2 separate regions of the Homo sapiens genome follow, and region 1 is linked to region 2. Evidence: chromatin loops called from intact Hi-C (ENCODE). Cell type or tissue: OCI-LY7. All regions are shown on one strand. Each heading gives the region's core, and the rest is flanking DNA. Links, peaks and the distances in the headings are about the cores only.

Evidence for each region. Peaks named below come from ENCODE experiments on the same cell type or tissue, not always from the same donor. Only the 100,000 strongest peaks of a DNase experiment are listed, where the experiment ranks them.
Region 1: it touches region 2 in a loop (6-fold over the local background); 7 of 110 quality-filtered maps call a loop at or near these places.

Annotation. Positions count from the first base shown.
Region 1 is chr19:29,759,068-29,761,974 of GRCh38, forward strand. No RefSeq gene overlaps it. Among named protein-coding and RNA genes, the nearest start is that of C19orf12, 45 kb to the left of the region's middle. In OCI-LY7, for the core only: CTCF peaks have their summits at 1,173 (motif pointing right) and 1,373; a DNase peak (open chromatin) is centred at 1,194.
Region 2 is chr19:29,813,971-29,816,877 of GRCh38, forward strand. All of the region lies in intron 4 of CCNE1 (cyclin E1), which reads left to right. Among named protein-coding and RNA genes, the nearest start is that of CCNE1, 3.4 kb to the left of the region's middle. RefSeq lists a silencer at 1,268-1,427. In OCI-LY7, for the core only: a CTCF peak has its summit at 1,512; a DNase peak (open chromatin) is centred at 1,441; H3K27ac peaks cover 1,209 bases.

The DNA of each region.
Region 1 (2,907 bases), core at 115-2,614, 55 kb before region 2:
AGGCATGGAGGCTGCAAGGAGCCCATGAGTCCTGCAGGAAGGGGCCTGGCTGGGATGGTTGTTAGATTCCACCCAGGCATTCCCCACTCATGCAGATATCTGCAGAACCCCAGCTGTGTGCAGGCAACTGGCTGAGTGCCGGGGATGCTCACCCTCTAAGACAAGAGGACAAGAAACCACCAATGATGAAAGAGACAGTGGTGTGCTACGAGATCCCCAGGCTGGGGCTCAGGGCTCTGGGGCAAATACTCCATGGAGTTCCCGGCTGCCTTCTTCCTGGGTCCTTACCTTGGGTCATGTGGGTCTTCACACGTCCCCTCCCCCCGACCACCACACTTGTGCCTGCAGTTGAATTCTCCTTTTCAGAGCATCTGGGCACTGCCAGGACCACCCTAGGGAGGGGTGTCCACTGGAATCTGAGTCCAGAGCCACCATGCAGGGACCTCTGAGATCACCAATGCACCCATTTCACAGATTAGAAAACTGAGACATCTCAACTTGTACAAGGCCATGCAGGGAGGGATGGTAGGGTCTGGCTAGTGGGTTAACCAGCTCCCATGGCACTCTGCCACCTGCCAGATGCCCTTCCCACCGGGCTGCTCCCGGGACTTCGGTGGGGAGGGCTTTCACACATGTCAGCATTCTTGAATCCCAGAGGTCTCCTCCTGGTTCTGATGTACTGGACTAAAGAAGAGGCCAGGTGCAGCAGCTCACACTGTAATCTCAGCACTTTGGGAGGTCAAGGTAGGAGGATGGCTTGAGCCCAGGAGTTTGAGACCAGCTTGGTCAACATAGTGAAACCTCACCTCTCCAAAAAATAAAAAAAAAATTAGCCAGGTGTGGTGGTGCGTGCCTGCAGTTCCATCTACTCGGGAGGCTGAGCTTGAGCCCAGGAGGTCAAGGCTGCAGCGAGCTGAGATCAGGCCACTGCACCCACCCCAGCCTGGGCAACAGAGCGTGACCCTGTCTTAAAAAAACAAAAAAAGTTGCCATTGTGGTCCCCCTTTCTCCAGCCTGGCCTGTGCTGTGTGAGGGATGGCCCTAACCCTCAGAGGGAATGGAAACTTCGTTCCTCGGTGGGCAGCGCTGGTAACCATGAGTAAGAGGAGGAAGTGTCCGGGCCTGACAGGGTCCAGGGCCCAGCTCTCCTGCCCAAGGGCAAGACTGGCTGCGTGGCCGCCACTGGCCAGCAGAGGGCGCGGCCTGAGGCGCCCAAGGAGGGCAGCAGGAGGCAGGCGGCGGGGCTGTCCCGCTCCGAGAGCGGCGGGAAGCGCCAGCCAGGCCGGCCCTCCCTTCCCTCCGGACAGCCCGGAACCCCGCCACACACCTATGGCTGATGGGTGCTGTCACTTCTGTTTGCTATGCTTTCTGCCATCACTATTGTTATGTTAAACTCCCCTGACTAGGTCTCCACTTTCTGTCCCATTTTGCACATTTTGCATTTTGTTTTGTTTTGTTTTGTTTATTTGAGACGGAGTCTCGCTCTGTCGCCCAGGCTGGAGTGCAGTGGCGCGATCTGGGCTCCCTGCAACCTCCACCTGCCGGATTCAAGTGATCCTCCTGCCTCAGCCTCCCTAGTAGCTGGGATTACAGGTTACCCCTGCCCAGCTAATTTTTGTATTTTTGGTAGAGACGGGGTTTCCCTATGTTGGCCAAGCTGGTCTCGAACTCCTGGGTCCTTACCTTGGGTCACCTGGGTCTTCACACGCCCCCACCCCCCGACCACCACACTTGTGCCTGCAGTTGAATTCTCCTTTTCAGAGCACCTGGGCACTGCCAGGACCATCCTAGGAAGGGGTGTCCACTGGAATCTGAGTCCAGAGCCACCATGCAGGGACCTCTGAAATCACCAATGCACCCATTTCACAGATTAGGAAACTGAGACATCTTAACTTGTACAGCTAATTTTTGTATTTTTGGTAGAGACGGGGTTTCGCTATGTTGGCCAAGCTGGTCTCGAACTCCTGGCCTCACTTGATCTGGGCCCCGCCCCCCCTCCTCGGCCTCCCAAAGTGCTGGGATTACAGGTGTAAGCCACTTTGTAAAAATAAAAATTAGATCCCTCACACAGAGTCCAGGGAGGGAGAGTTCCGTGGGCTGGGAGCTGAGAGGTGGGGAGATGGGCTCTCTGCACCCACACTTCCCTGCTGTGTGGCCCCAGGCAGGTTACTTCATCTCTCTGTGCCTTGGTTTCACCTCCTCCTGTAAGATGCGGCACTGGGACTGCCTCTCAGGAGAGTCCCGCAGAGCAGTCTGGGGAGGTGCTTGGCATGGCTGCCGGCACCTGCTCACCGTCATCACACGGGGACTTAGTCTTAAGAAAAGGGGACTGGAGGTCGGGCACGGTGGCTCACACCTATAATCCCAGCACTTTGGGAGGCGGAGGCAGGTGGATCACCTGAGGTCAGGAGTTTGAGACCAACCTGGCCAACATGGTGAAACCTGTCTCTCCTAAAAATACAAAAATTAGCTGGGTGTGGTGGTGCATGCCTGTAATCCCAGCTACTCAGGAGGCTGAAGCTGTAGAATCGCTTGAACCCAGGAGGCAGAGGTTGCAATGAGCCGAGATCCAGCTACTGCACTTCAGGCTGGGCAACAGACCGAGACTCTATCTCAAGGAAAAAAAAAAAAAGAAAGAAAGAAAAGAAAGGAAAAAAGAAAAGGGGATTGGAAGCTTACAGCCGGAAGGGGAGGCACAGGCTGGGTGAAGTGGGCCAGGTGTCACCAGGAGACAGGGCAAGGGCTTCAGAGCGGGAGATGGGGCTGCGCTTCAGAACCCTGGGCTCTCTTGGGCAGTGGGGGCCTCACACCACAATCCCCAGCACTGGCCCCAAACAGGCGGCTTCTATTTCTTTCTGCTTTTTTAGAGAAGGAAAACTCATCCTGCTTCAGTATGCAGCAGCCAAT
Region 2 (2,907 bases), core at 130-2,629:
TGCAGAGCAGCAGCCAGGGTAGTTCATCTGGAAGCGTGAAGGGTTTCAACGCAGTGCGCCGTGTTCTAAATAGCAGTTGTCACTGCATGTAAGGTCCCCCGAAATAAGCATTTCTGAGGAGGGTCCACTGACTATTGAAGAAAGGGTTGCTGATTTCCTTTTTCATTCAAAGAAATCATTTCAGAGACGGAAATGAGACGGCATATCCCCAGTTTTTTTTTTCTTCCCTTAAAGTACATTCAAATCAAGCAAGTTGATTTTTTAGGTATTATAAAATGAATTCTGACTTTGTGAAATTCAGGACTGTTTATTTTCCCAGCTGTGTTTTGAATAGAAAAGAAACTTCCAGCTGAAGATGAAGCAGGGCCGTCCCTGTTGCATTCTTGGAGTTTTAGAAGCATGTCTGTTCTCAAGGATAGCCTGAGCAGTGACGAGGGTGCCTCCTGGGACGGATTGTGGCTCTGTCCCCTGGCCACAGTGTGGATAGCTGTGCTGCCGGAATAGCCATACCATTTCCCACTAGAAGGCATTTTCGTGGTTATCCAGAGATTAATGGCGACAGATTTCTATACGTTTTGTAGAGTAGATAGCTTAAACATTAGCTGTCTATGTATGGAGCAGTATCTTTGTTATTTCTTTGTGGAGCTTCATGAAACTAGAACTTGGGGGTACAACAGAACCTTTTTCCCTGCTCACATACAGAATTTTTCTCTGGAGTTATCATAATTCCCCCCAGTACGACAGTCTTGAGCTACTTGGAGCCATTGTGCCAAACTCTTGTGTAACTGCTTCATCGAGACCACATGGAAGCTTTTTAATTTTCATCTTAGGCTGTTCTTAATGAAAAGAATACCCTTTTATCTAAGATCTACTTAACACGTCCATTTTGTTGTTTAATTTTTTTGCACAAGACTCAATCTTTCTATTGAAGTGGAATCCTGGACTGTTACTTTTCAGAAAATAATCCTATGTAAGGAAAAAAGTGGTATGAGGAGTTGGAGTGGTTAGGAATCCCGTGGGTCTCTTATTGTTATCTCATTCTTTCCTAAATAAAGTCAGACAGATCTTGCTTTGAAACTTGGTGTACACTCAAGGACATAGACTTAATTATTCTACCTCATCCACTGGTCCCTAAAAAGGCCAACTTTGGAAACCATTTGTCTGCTGATGGTTCACCTAGTTTGGGAACTGCTGCTGGACTCATCTATGTCCAAAGGCCTGCTCTCAGATGTGCCAGCCATCTGGCTGTAGAGGGTGGCACCCAGCATTATGCCTTCAAGACTAGAATTCATTCTTCCTGAATGAAGAACAACTTACAGCGGTTGTAATGTGACCCTTTTTGAGTTAAGGAAATGCCACCCGCACATGGTACTAGAACTGAAAGGAAGCAGCCTTGCTCGCACAGCTGTTGGCAGGAGCTGTCATGGATAATTTGCATGCCCAATTCTTTGTACATTGGGTGGGGAAGAGCTTTATCTGGCTTTGCTCTTCTAACTGAAAGTGCTTGGGCTTCCTCTGAAGGCGGCCAATGTGTTGTGGTCGCCACCATGTGCTGTGTCTTCGAGGTAGCACTTACAGCCCGAGTTTCCACTTTCATTTATAGTGACCCCAGTTGTCTATTTTGTTCTTTAGTCAATGTTAATGGTCTCTGCTTTTTTTTTTTTTTTTTTGGGGGGGGGACAGAGTCTTGCTCCGTCACCCAGGCTGGAGAGCAATGGCGCGAGCTCGGCTCCCTGCAACCTCCGCCTCCCAGGTTCAAGTGATTCTCCTGCTTCAGCCTCCCGAGTAGTTGGGATTACAGGCGCCCGCTACCACACCCGGCTAATTTTTGTATTTTTAGTAGAGACGGGGTTTCACCAGGTTGGCCAGGCTGGTGGTCTCTGCTTTAAAAAAAAAAAAAAATGCCAGGTGCGGTGGCTCAGGCTTGTAATCCCAGCACTTTTGGAAGACAAGGCAGGAGGATGGCTTGAGTCCAGGAGTTCGAGACCAGCCTGGACAACATGGCAAAACCCCATCTCTACAAAAAAATACAAAAATTAGCTGGGTGTGCTCGTGCATGCCTGTAGTCCTAGCTGCTCAGGAGGCTGAGGCAGGAGGATCGCTTGACCCCAGGAGGCAGAGGTTGTAGTGAGCTGAGATTACACCACTGCACTCCAGCCTGGGGAACAGAGGGAGACCCTCTCTCAAAAAAAAAAAAAAAAAAGCCAAGTCTCAGACTTTCATATGGCTTCCATGCTAGTAGGATTGTTACCTGCCTAATATCTTTAGCAAAGTTACTATTTTATAACTTTAAAAATCAAACAGACTTCTTAGAGTAGGAATAGCTTTAAAAATGAAAATATTCTAAATGGACTTTAGTGTTTTTCAGATATTGAAAATTGAATACATATCTGAAACCTTTAAAAGAAAAGCATAGTGCTTTGGTTTCTAATAGTTCCTTATTTTATCAGGTATTTGAATTACCCTGCAAGACTCAGGAGATTCAGAGGTCTTAAGGAGTGTCTAGGCTAGCTTCCTGTAGACTTCATAGTATGACCTGTGACCATCACTTGATTTGGTTTTAACTAGGTGGATGTTCATTCTGTTTGTTTCGAGTTAAGGAAAAGAAAAAGTCCTTTATTATTTAACATATTTGGCTAGTCCTGCAACAAAAAGAAAATGTCACATTTGATGAGTTTTTGTTTTAAACTGAGGGGACTTTAATACATATGGCAGCCAAATTTACATTTTTGATCTTTTTTTTATTATACTTTTAAGTTTTAGGGTACATGTGCACAACGTGCAGGTTAGTTACATATGTATACATGTGCCATGTTGGTGTGCTGCACCCATTAACTCATCATTTAACCTTAGGTATATCTCCTAATGCTATCCCTCCCCCCTCCCCCCCATTTTTGATCTTTTATA